Regions from separate parts of the Mus musculus genome. Here region 2 is linked to region 1. A link is a contact called in ENCODE Hi-C data. All regions are on one chromosome and are shown on one strand. The core of a region is the stretch at or near the end of the contact, and the rest is flanking DNA. Distances in the headings are between cores, read along the strand shown.

Region 1 (5,843 bases), core at 1,279-3,778:
ATACACCCAAACCCTAACTACCAACTTTTTAAGAAACCCCAAGATCTCGAATACTAAAAGAGAGGAAGAACATCTTTAAACTCTTCCTGGTGCCTTAAAAGAAATAAAACTAAATCCTTATTTCAGGCATCCTGTTCAGACTAGTTGAAATACTAAAAGAGCAGGAAAGATGTGGACAGCGGCAAGCATACCCCAGAGTGGGATCAAGAAGATACATTTGATGTGTTATTATGCATGTGTCTGTCTGTGAACTAAGCCTATGGTCTACAGCCATCTACCCTGTATGTACTACCCACTTCTGTCTGAATGATGGAACAGACTCCCACTTGATAAAAGCTCAGTGAACAAGTGAATTCTTCTTAGAGTGACAGGTAAGTGAAGGAGCTTGCTGGTTTTTCAAAAAGATAATCTGGTGGGGGCAGTAAACAAGATGATTCAGCTGATAAAGATTGCCACCAAGTGTGACAACCTTAGTTTAATTCCTTGAACCCACATGACTAAAGAAGAATACCATCTCCTTCAAGTTGCCTTTGGCATACTTGCTGTGGCATGTGTATCATTCACATACACACAACAAATAAATAAACAAGCAATGGGCCAGAATCCTCTCTGAGAGGTATCCTGTATTGTGACATCTCTGTTTTTGTTGTTGTTGCTGTTGTTATTTTGCTTTTGGTTTTAGTTTGATTTGGTTGCTTTTTGAAACAAAGTCTTACTATATAGCTGTGACTGGTTGTGTACATAGATTAGCCTGCTTCTGTCTCCAAATGTTGGGATTAAAACTACACAGCCACATCTGGCTGTATTATAACATGGCTTCATTTATTCCCACTTAAACACCTAGAGTAGGTTACATTAAACTGCAGTGTCTCTTTGTTTCCTGTAAAAGAACAAAACCCGTGGTATTACAACATTGAGAAGACTATACATGCAAAATTATGAGCAACATGTAGGACACATTGGTCAGATTATGAGGCGCCTTTTATCTAGAATGCTTTTGGGTTTGGGATTTAGCTCCATGGCAGAGTGCTTGCCTAGGTTCAGTCTCCAGAGTTAAAATGAAAACAATAAATCCTTCATGACGTTGCAGTCATAAGCACCCTCTTTATATATTTATCATCACTTTCATAGTGCTTTGAAATTACTAGCACATACTTTATAGGGACATATATTTTCTGCTATCATGTAGAGAGCTTCTGTGAAAAGCAGAACTAGTGTGAGAGGATTGAATGAAGTTTCCAGGATTCCCTTCTTAACAAAGAATATAATTATGCTCTTCCTAAGTTGAAATTTTGCAAATCAATATTTTGCCATCTCCTCCTCAGCTTCTTTCAGCCTTCCCTAATTCAACAACAGGGGTCAGCTGCTTCCATCCATTGTTTGGGTGCAAACATCTGTATCTGACTCTTTCAGCTGCTTGTTGGGTCTTTTGGAGGTTAGTTATGATAGGTCCCTTTCTGTGAGTCATCAAACCCAAAAACTATTGTAACTGGATGCATGGATCTAGATGCTTTTCCCCTGCTGTAATTACAAACCCACACTCTAAATGGGTGCCACAGGCCCTACTATTACAACATTCTTCTGTGAAGTCTCTTCACTGCTCTTTTAATGTCCTTGTTCCTCAAGCTATAGATGAAAGGATTTAGCATAGGAGTGACCACAGTGTATATCAGTGAGGCCACTGCAGTACTTCTGGGAGAATGTGATACAGCTGAACCAAGATATACTCCAATGGCTGTTCCATAAAATAAACAAACAACTGACAGATGAGACCCACAGGTAGAGAAGGCTTTATACCTCCCACCTTTCGATGGTATTTTCAGAATGGAGAAAACAATTTTATAATAAGAGAAGAAAATTCCAGATATAGGAAGTAAACCAGATATAGCACCAACAAAATACATGACTATGTTATTAATGAATGTGTTAAAACAGGCAAGATTAAGGAGTTGTGCAGGGTCACAGAAGAAATTTGAAATTTTTACATCCTTGAAGTAGATGATTTGTAAGGCAATGAGATTGTGTGCCTGAGAATCCACAAGACTAATCAAAAGAGACAGGCAAACTAAAGAGCCACAGAGGCGAGGATTCATGATGAGTGAGTAATGCAGTGGGTGACAGACAGCCACAAATCTATCATAGGCCATCACAGTCAGAAGCAAGCCATCCATACATCCAAAAAGGATCAAAAATGACATCTGTGTAAGGCATCCCACATAGATTATCTCTTTGCTGTGAGTTTGGATGTTCACAATCATCTTTGGGACTGTGGTAGAGATAAAACAGATGTCAGCCAAGGACAGATTGCAGAGGAAGAAGTACATGGGAGTGTGGAGGTTGGAGTCAGAGTTGACAGCCAGGATGATGATCAGGTTACCAAGCACTGTAACCAGGTACATAGACAGAAATAACCCGAAGAGAATGGGCTGCAGTTCTGGATCATCAGAGATTCTCATGAGATGGAATTCTGAGACTAGTGTTAGGTTTTGAAGTTCTATATTGTTTGAACAGCTTTTGAAAATGAACATAGTGTTAATAAAAATGACAGAAGTTTACTATCACTCGACACTGTATTTTGGATTAAAGCAACTGTCTTGTGAAATGATCAAATGACTACATTTTTGGCAAAATTACTGATCTTCTGCAATCTCACTATTCCTTTTTGACTTAATTTTTGACAATTCCATACATATATACAATATATTATGATTATATTCTCCCATTACCCCCATCAATCCCCATCTCAGTTATGGTGACATCCTTCTGATACCATCTAGTTCTCTTCTTTCATACTTTTGTATAGGTCATGTATAGGTGGTCACAGCTTCTATATAAGCATGCATGTAATAGCCATGCCATATCCAGGAGACAACATTCACAGATTTCTCCCTATTCTCCAGTTTTTTTTTTTTTTTTTTTTTTTTTTTTTACTCTTTTCACCTGATTTTATTTGATGCTTCCCTAGATCATGGGTAATGTGGCATAGATGTCCCACTTAGAGCTGAACACTTAACAGTTACTTGTTCTTGTTCTCAGCACTTGAGCCAGTGTGAGTCTAAAAAAGGAAGCTTATCTGACCAAGGATATAAGCAACACTAGTCTAAAGGCATAGAAACAAACTCATCTTCCACTGACATGTGTTAGCCATCTCTTTCTACACTCACTTACATTAGTAAAGGTGTACAAGACCAAAAACGATATATAAGCCATACTTTGATCACAAAATAATACAAACAGAAATATAATTGAAAAAACAGAAAAAGATCCTTTCCATGATGAGAAAACACAATTATAACTAAAGGAAATTAAAACACTGCGAAAATACACTATTAATCTAAGATAGTGTAAGAATTGGCTATTGATAAAACTTCTGTAAGACTAAAGATCACATTGCTGAGATTCAAAATAGCATAGTTCATAATCACAGAGAAAATTTCTAGTTTCACTCATGGAGTTTTTTTTTTAATTATTTGATTTTTTATTCCACGAATTCTTGATAATAAGGGCTTACTCAAACTCACAGCTTCTGATACACTAACTTTGACTCTGGTGGACTTCCATTTTGATGGATGTGCATTTAACCCTAAAGTGCCTTGGCATAAGGCACTGGTGAGAAACACAGCTGAAATAATTAAACAATAATGAACTTACTTTATAGAATGTTGTATTAGCCACATACAATCCTATGAAAATATCCAATGCCTGAGATCACCTTTGCTATTTTTAATATGATATCACATCCTTTTTATGATCATAAATTCTTACATACACATATGAGAAATACAGCACTTGGAGTCTTCCAGAAGGTTTGCAATCTAGTTGAAAGTACTTTGTACCAATCCTCACTGCTAAAACAAGATCCTTTGCTTAATGGTATGGGGGAGATGCCTACAGGACTGATAACCAGTGTGGAAAGAAAGCAGACTCTGAAAGTTCCTAGAATTCATCCCAGTTCCAAAAATCAGCTCAGCCCTTGGAGCAGAATCTTTGCATGCTTGTATCCTCCACTCCATCCCAACACTCATACCTCTTGAGGACAATGAAACAATGACCTTGACAGTCTCTCTACCCTTCCACCATCTCCATTAGCACTTACTGGCCTAGGCTGTGTCTCTGCAGGGACATTACCAACTGCTTCTTTTCTTCCTGATAATCACAGAAGCCATGGCTTATATATTCAGATCTTGAAAAAAAATGCAGGCTCAAGCCAATGAAGGTGCCTAAAAGTTGTAAGAGACATTAAAGCCTGGCAAAGTACAAATCTGAAGGCACTGGCTAATTACTTCAATTGTGTGACCTTGGGGGCTCAATTCACACAGCTCCGAATTAGCCAATTGGTCCACCTTATCCCTTTCTTTGGGGACTTGTTACTATTAACAGTAAAAGGAAAAGAGAAAATGTGTTTGGAGATTTCAGGAAAGTCTTATCCATAGACCTTTCAACTTTTCTTATTTTTTATTTTTATTTTTCATACATGAAATAAAATTCAATTGTCAGCACTTATTTCAAAGGGGTTTTGTTTTGGCTTTAAAATTATTTTATTTTTTTACATTCCAGCTATTGCTGTCAACTTCAGTTTCCTAACCCAAATTTCCTCATCCCATTCCTCCTCCACTTGGCTCCAAGAGGGTGTTCTATATCCCCACCAGGTGACCCCTTCCCTGGGGCCTCAAGTCTCTCCAGTATTGAGCACATCTTCTTCTACTGAGGCCAGACCTCTGCAATATATGTGCCAGGGGCCTCTGACCAGCCCATGTATGCTTCTGGTTGGTGAGTCAGTCTCTAGGAGCTCCCTAGGATCTGGGTTAGTTGAGGCTGTTGGTCTTCCTATGTAGTCACTCTCCCTTTCAGCTTCTTCATTCCTTGCCCTAAATCAACCATAGGGGTTCCTGACTTCAGTCCAATGATGAGTTTAAGTGTCTGCTTCTGCCTTGGTTAGCTGCTGGTAGGGCCTCTCAGATGACAGCCATGTCATGCTCCCATCTGTAAGCACATCATAGCATAGTAGTGTCAGGGTTTGGTGCCCCACCATGAGATGGGTCCTGAGTTGGGTCAGTCATTGGTCCACCTGTCCTTCAGTCTTATCTCCATTTTTGTCCCTACAGTTCTTTTAGACAGGAACATTTCTGGGTCAGGAATTTTGACTGTGGGTTAGGAACCTTATCCCTCTACTTGAGGCCCTGTCTATCTACTGGAGGTCGACTCTTCTAGTTCCCTTTCTCCAGTGTTGGGTATTTTGGATAAGGTCACCCTCAATGAGTACTGACAGTGTTTCACCTTCTAGGTCTTTGATACTTTCTAGAGGGCTCCCCCACCTCCCACTCACCGAGGTTGCTTATCTACATTCATTCTCTTGGCCCTCTAGGCTTCTCTCCTGTCCCCTCCACCCCCATATCTGATCCTGTTGCCCTTTTCCCCTCCTTCTCCTCCTATATCTCCCACTCAGGCCTCTCCCTCCCTTTGCCTCCCATGATTATTTCCTTCTCCCTTCTAAGTGGGATTGAAGCATCCTCACTTGGACATTTCTACTTGTTATACTCGCTATATATTTTTACGGTGTGTAGGTTGTATCCTAGGTGCCTTGTACTTTTTGCTTAACATGCATGTCCTTTTGGGTCTGGGTTACCTCACTCTATCAATTTGTCTGCAAAATTCATGATGTCCTCATTTTTAATAGCTAAATAGTATTTCATTGTGTAAATGAACCACATTTTCTGTATCCATTCTTCAGTTGAACATCTCGGTTGTTTCCAGCTTCTGGCTATTACAAATAAGGTTGCTATGAACACTGGGGAGGATGTGTTCTTGTGGTATAGTGGGGCATCTTTTGGGAATATGCTCAA
Region 2 (5,843 bases), core at 2,240-4,739, 240 kb before region 1:
ATGTAGCCAAGGCTGTCCTCAAACGTGGTGTGTGACTAAGGCTGATCTTGAAACTCCTGATCCTTCTGCCTCACCTCCCAAGCGCTGGGATTCTTGTCATGTACCGCCATAACAATTACCCAGCACTAGGGATGGAACCCGGAGCTTTGTGCATGGGGCAAGCACTCTAATCAACTGAGCCCCTGTTCTAGCCCCTCGGCCGGAACTTTAAGTTGCTTGAAGAGTTTGTTGTATCAGCAAAACTATGTTGAATTTATGAGGACGTGAAAGTCTCATCGACATCTTTTGCATAAACCTAGAATTATATGCATTTGGAAAGTGAACATGCACTGGTATTCTCAGTCCAAAGGCAAAAAAAAAAAAAAAAAAAAAAAAAATGCCTAGCTAGGAGAGATGGCTCAGCAGGCAAAAGGGACTTGCCATCAAGCCTGGTTATCTGACTTCAATCCCTAGAACCTCCACGGGGAAAGGAGAAACTAACTTATCCTTTGACCTCCATACAAGTGCTTTAGTACATGCATGTCTACACACACACACACTAAATAAATGTAGAAACAAAAATATCTGACAGGACCTGGTCACACAACCACTATACTCTGGCCTCAGCAGAAATAAAAGATATGTTTTTTTGTTGGGGTACTAGGGTTCTAACATGGGGTCCTGTACATACTAAGCATGCATTCTACATGTAAGCTATGTCCCCAGCCTGACGTGACCTTGACAATTGTTTTAGCCTCTGTGAGTCAAGAGAACCTCAGCATTCCTTCTGAATGAGACAATTTTTAGACAAGGACCAACAGTTTGTGTTGTAACATTGCAAGGTGTCCAGGATCTTACTCTACAGCCTGGGCTAGCTTAGAATTTACTATGTATCATGGGCTCGTCTTAAATTTGAAACAACCCTCCACAGCCTCAGGGCTAAGATTAAGGCCTGAGCCACCACATCTAGCTTGGTTTTGTTTATGCAGTGCTAAGGATGCAGCCTGAGGCCTCACACATGCTAGGCTAGCACTCAACTGGGTCCAGCCTGGACCCTAGGTTTTATAGGAACACCCTAGCTATTTTGGTGGGGTTTTCATAAGCAACGTGTTATGAACCAAGTGGTCCCCCACACAGCCTGCCTTCGGCAACTTTGTGCGAGCCATGTCATCACCAGCAGCCAAATGGAATACATGTCCTCCTTTAAAGGTCCCTGACATCACTGCCTGCTTTGTTTCTCACTCTGTTTTTGTCTCCCTCTTTTTCTTCCTCACTTAATTAGAGGCAACCTTTGTACACCACCCTCCATTAGTGAGATCTGTTGTGTGGTGTGATCTCTGCAACATTCCTTGGCCCCAATCCACCAAGGTATTCTTCCTTCCACAGCAAAGCCCTAACACAAAGTATAATTAGCAGATGAGTATGGAGGATCACTGGCTCAGGGTCTGTGAGATACTCTATGCCCTAGACATTCTGGTGTGTAGCCAGCAATTATAGTTTTAAGGCTCATGGTAAAAGGCTGAGAGGCATGAGAGCTGGGGATTTGGCCCAGTTAGTAGAGTACTTGGCTAGCATGCAGTAGGCCCTGGCTTCCATCCCATTGCATAAAACCAGACTGGTGATACATGCCTATAATCCCGGCATTCAGGAGGTCAAGGCAGGAAGATCATGAGTACAAGGTCATCCTTGGCTACACAGTTTGAAATCAGGTTGGAATACATGTGTCACTGTTTCAAAAGAGGGTGCTGTTTCTTCCATCAAGAGTATATAAATAGATATGAACCCCAAACTCCAGGAAGCATGGGACTACTGAAGCCATTACCATGATGGAGTCTCTGGAGGTGGTAATGGGAGGACATGTTGTGTATGATTCCCATGTGTGGAGATGAGAGAATCATTTGAAGCCGTTGATTCCATCCTCCCATCATGTCCTAGGAGTTTAACTCAGGCTGAGCTGTCCCAGCAGCCCCGCACACGTAGGACTTTAGTGTTCAACACTTTAAAAGAGGATGCCATCGATGTATTATACTTGTCAAGATTCTGTCTGTAAGAAGACCAAGTTGAGGTAGTCACAGTGGTGTGGAAAAGGTATACTGTGGGCAACCTGCTGCTGAGAGGAAGTGGAGAGAGTCTACACTGAACATGCAAATCTTTAACAGAAGAATAATGGTGCCATGGTAATTATTGTGTGGGGTTTCACTTCACGAGAATATATACCTAGAAGTAGATTTGCTGGGTCATATGGTAAGTATACATTATGAACAGGGTTTTTTTGTGTGTGTGTGTAACAGTCCTGGCTGTCTTGAAACTATGTAGACCAGGGTGGCTTCAAACTCAGGATCTGCCTGCCTTGTGCCACCATCGCTGGGCGACTGTACCCCTTCTCATGCTGTGAGCCGGTCTTTCTTACCTTAAGTTGGTTCTTTCACTTTGTCAGAGCAAGGAGAAAATAACGAATATACCCAATATTTTGTAATCAGTGTGAATAACAAATCCTTAAGTGCTTCCCTCTCTTGCTGTTATGTTCAAACAACAAACTGGCCATTATCCATTTAAAATTACTTCTCTCCATTGATTCTTACCCCAAGGTGGCAGTATTATGCTGGTTTGATGGTCATTGTTTCCCTACTACTGAATGTGGACTGACTGCCCTCAGAATCACAATGCAGCAGGTATGGTGACGTTCGCCTTTAATATCAGCACTGGTTAAGGCTGAGAGAGGAGGATCATGAGCCTGGGCTACCAAGGATTCGGTTTAAAAAAAAAAAAAAAAAAAGAAAAAGAAGGGTTGCCCGACTCTCTGAAATTATCTTTCTACCCAGCGCTTGCCTAAAATCGGATCGCCAGACACCTGCAGCCACTTAAGAAGGGCCTCAACTAAACGTATGCTGTCAGGTTAATTTTTTTTCTTCTGGAAAAAAAAATCAGAAAGTTCTCTAGGGGATTTTGAAGAGGGGACGAGACAAACGAAGACAGACCAGAGCCAGGCATGGAGGCTACGCCTAGTAATCCCAGAACATCAGGGTTACTGCGCCAGGAGGATAGAAGTTCGAGACCACCCTTGCCTACATTGTGAGCTGTTGTCTCAAAATGTTTACAAAAGAAAAATACCGCAAAAGCCACCCCGGGGACGCTGTGTCCCGACAGGATACTTCCTGCCGACCCAGGAGCGCTGGCTTCTCCGGCTCCTCCTCCAGGCAAACCCTCCAAGCCACTAAAACCGCTCCAGCCACGAAAGACCAACTCAGGGCCTTCACCAATTTGTTCTTTGACAAAAGGGGATGGCGGCGGAAGAGAAGACTGCATTATGGTGTCACTTCCGGGGCAGCCTCAGGCGGGGCGCGAGAGCTCAGGCCCAGCGGCCGCCGGTACAAAGCGCTTCGCGACGAGGCTGCCAAGCACGCACCCGCCTAGAGCGCCGACTTTATTGTCTGGCTGGAACAGCGGGGGCGGGGCATCCTTCCTGGGGGCGGGGCATCCCTCCTGGGGGAGGGGCCTCTATCTCAGGGTTGGGACCTCGTACTCTGGGGCTGGGCTACCTATTCTTGGGGTCGAGCCGCTACCCAGGCTGCGGGACCAAGGTTCTCAGCTCAAGAGTGGGGTCGCTACTACTCGCACAGAGGCCGGGTCTGGGAACCCAACAGCCGGGGTTGAGTACCAGAATCCTACTCTGGAGCGGGTCTTCGACCCAGAGGGGAGCCCACACGTCCAAGTTCGGTCTGGAGGTGGGGCCCGGGTCGAGTGCGTGGTGTGCACAGCGGGATAGACCTGAAGAACAGGGTTTCACGTAGGGACTTGCCCCACCTGATGCTCAGAAAAGCCTGCGAGTCTGCCGTCTAGCTTTTCACTAAAGCAGTCCAACCTACGCAGACTGGTCAGGAGTCACGTAATGAGAATTGTGCTAAATGCACAGGGGCGCAGAAACTGAGATCAGACTGGCAAGCAGAACAGGACTGGCCTCTGCTGTAATCCTAGTATCCAGGGTGTGGCTCTTTTGTTGAGCCTCTGTGTACCACGTTTGAAGTCCTGGATTCTAACCACAGCACAGCAAGTGAGAACAAACAAAACAATAATACAACAACACAACTTTAAAAGCTCTGGGACTTCCTGTGATGGAGGAGGGGTGCCACTAAGAAATCTATTCCTTGCTTGCTGTATCCTTTTCCTTTTCTTCCTCCTCTTCCTCTCCTCCTGTTCCTACTCCTCCCCCTCTCCTTTTTTAAAGTTGGCGATGTGGATCAAACCCAGGGCCACCTTGGACCTGAGCGCCTGAGATCGATCCTTAGAAACTATGTAAAACCAAAAGCCCGGTGCACATTTGTAACCCCAATGCTGGGATAGAGAGGAAAGATCAGTCCCGGGGACTTACTGGCCAGCCACCCTAGCCAACTTGCTGAATTCCAGGGCAGGGAGAATTGTAAACACACCTCAACCGGTTGCAGTGTATGGTTTGTTTGTTTTGTTTTGTTTTTTGTTTTAACTCCTCTGGGGCTGGGCTCTGTTTGTTGCACAGTGGGAGTCTGAAATTGTAGTCCAGGCCCCCAGCTTTTTGGTTTTCTTGAGTGTAGGCATTTGGAGTCGGGAGCGTTGCAGGTATGGCTTGGGCAGAATCCCTTTCAAATTTATTTTTGAGACAGGATCTCTTTCTTAAATTTCTATTACAAATTCATTTAACGTATGCGGTGTGTGTGTATGTGTGTGTGTAAGGACATCTTGCAGGAATCAATTTGACCATATAGGCTCCAGGAACAGAACTCAGGTCCAACGGCTGGCAGCAGAGACATCTTGTGGGTGTTTTGTTTTTTTGAACTAATTTTGAAAAACAAAATTTTCAGTAATTTGAGCATGTGTATAGTCTAAAGAATAAAATTCAAGATCATCAATGAGGAATGGGAGCTGAGTATGGGAGATACATGCCTGTAATGTTAGCGCTCTGGAGGCAGAGGTGGCAGATTCAGGAGTTCAAGGCCATCCTCTACTACATAGCAGTTTGAGACCAAACTGGGCTTCATGAGACCCTGTGTCAGAGAGAGAGGGAGAGAGAGGTTCTTGTGGAAAAAGTCCAAATTTTCTTCCGCAGAAAAATAGGAAAAATTAAATTATGCTATCCTTGCTGAATGAAATAGCTTTGAAAGCAGTAGCGTGCAGATTGTGTACAAAGTTAGTTTAAAAATCCTGTCGGTTGAGCTGAGGTGTGGTCCAGGCTCAGAGCAAACTAAAGTCACTTGTTGGCTCGGGCACTTTCTCCCTTCCTTCTTCTCACTCCCCTCATCATCCCACCTCCTCTTTCCCTCCCTTTTTAACTCACCCTCCCAATCATTTTCTTTCCTGCGCTATATGGATCCAACCTTTGACCGCCTGCATCCTGGGGACGTGCCCTGGGATTAGTATGCCCCCCACCCCACCCATCACTAACGTCCTTGCTTGAGGTTCAAACAGTGAAGGATGCCCTCCTAGTACCCCTCAGTGTGTTAGAAAAACAGATGTATTTTTCCAGCTGTAAAGATGCCTTAGTGAGTAAGAGCATTTCCTGCTCTTGCAAACAACCCAGGTTTGATTCACAGCACCCACATAGTGGCTCAAAGCCATCCGTAACCCCAGTTCCAGAAGATGGCCTTCAGTGGCAGTAGGCATGCAGGTGGTGCCCAGACGTACATGCAGGAAAAACATAACACATAAAATTACAAAATTTAAAAGAGGTCACACTGTGCCCAGCTCAGGGGTAGCTCCTGGAGGTTTGGTTCTTTTCTTGAACTCCTTCATATGAGCAATCCACCCTCTTCTCCTGTAACTAACGAAGTCCAAGGCTCTGCAGTTGGGAAAGGAGGGACTCCAGCAGGTTGGCTCACTCAGGGCTTTTGGGA

The links. Hi-C counts contacts between places; a loop is a spot of excess contacts on that map.
Region 2: a loop to region 1 is called in a map of Patski, with 2.9 times the contacts of the local background. The contact joins the enhancer-like site here to the promoter of Olfr873 in region 1. A Hi-C loop is called at or near these places in 1 of 37 maps with a recorded cell type or tissue (Patski).

The regions. Positions count from the first base shown.
Region 1 is chr9:20,296,896-20,302,738 of GRCm38, reverse strand. It overlaps Olfr873 (olfactory receptor 873), which reads right to left and starts at 2,528. Exons shown (of 1, transcript NM_146561.1): 1 at 1,569-2,528. The coding sequence starts at 2,528. The coding sequence ends at 1,569.
Region 2 is chr9:20,542,182-20,548,024 of GRCm38, reverse strand. No RefSeq gene overlaps it. Among named protein-coding and RNA genes, the nearest start is that of Zfp266, 24 kb to the right of the region's middle. Within about 2 kb of position 3,489, at least 1 of the 3 ENCODE cell types and tissues checked has a DNase peak (open chromatin) inside an H3K27ac peak, as active enhancers do.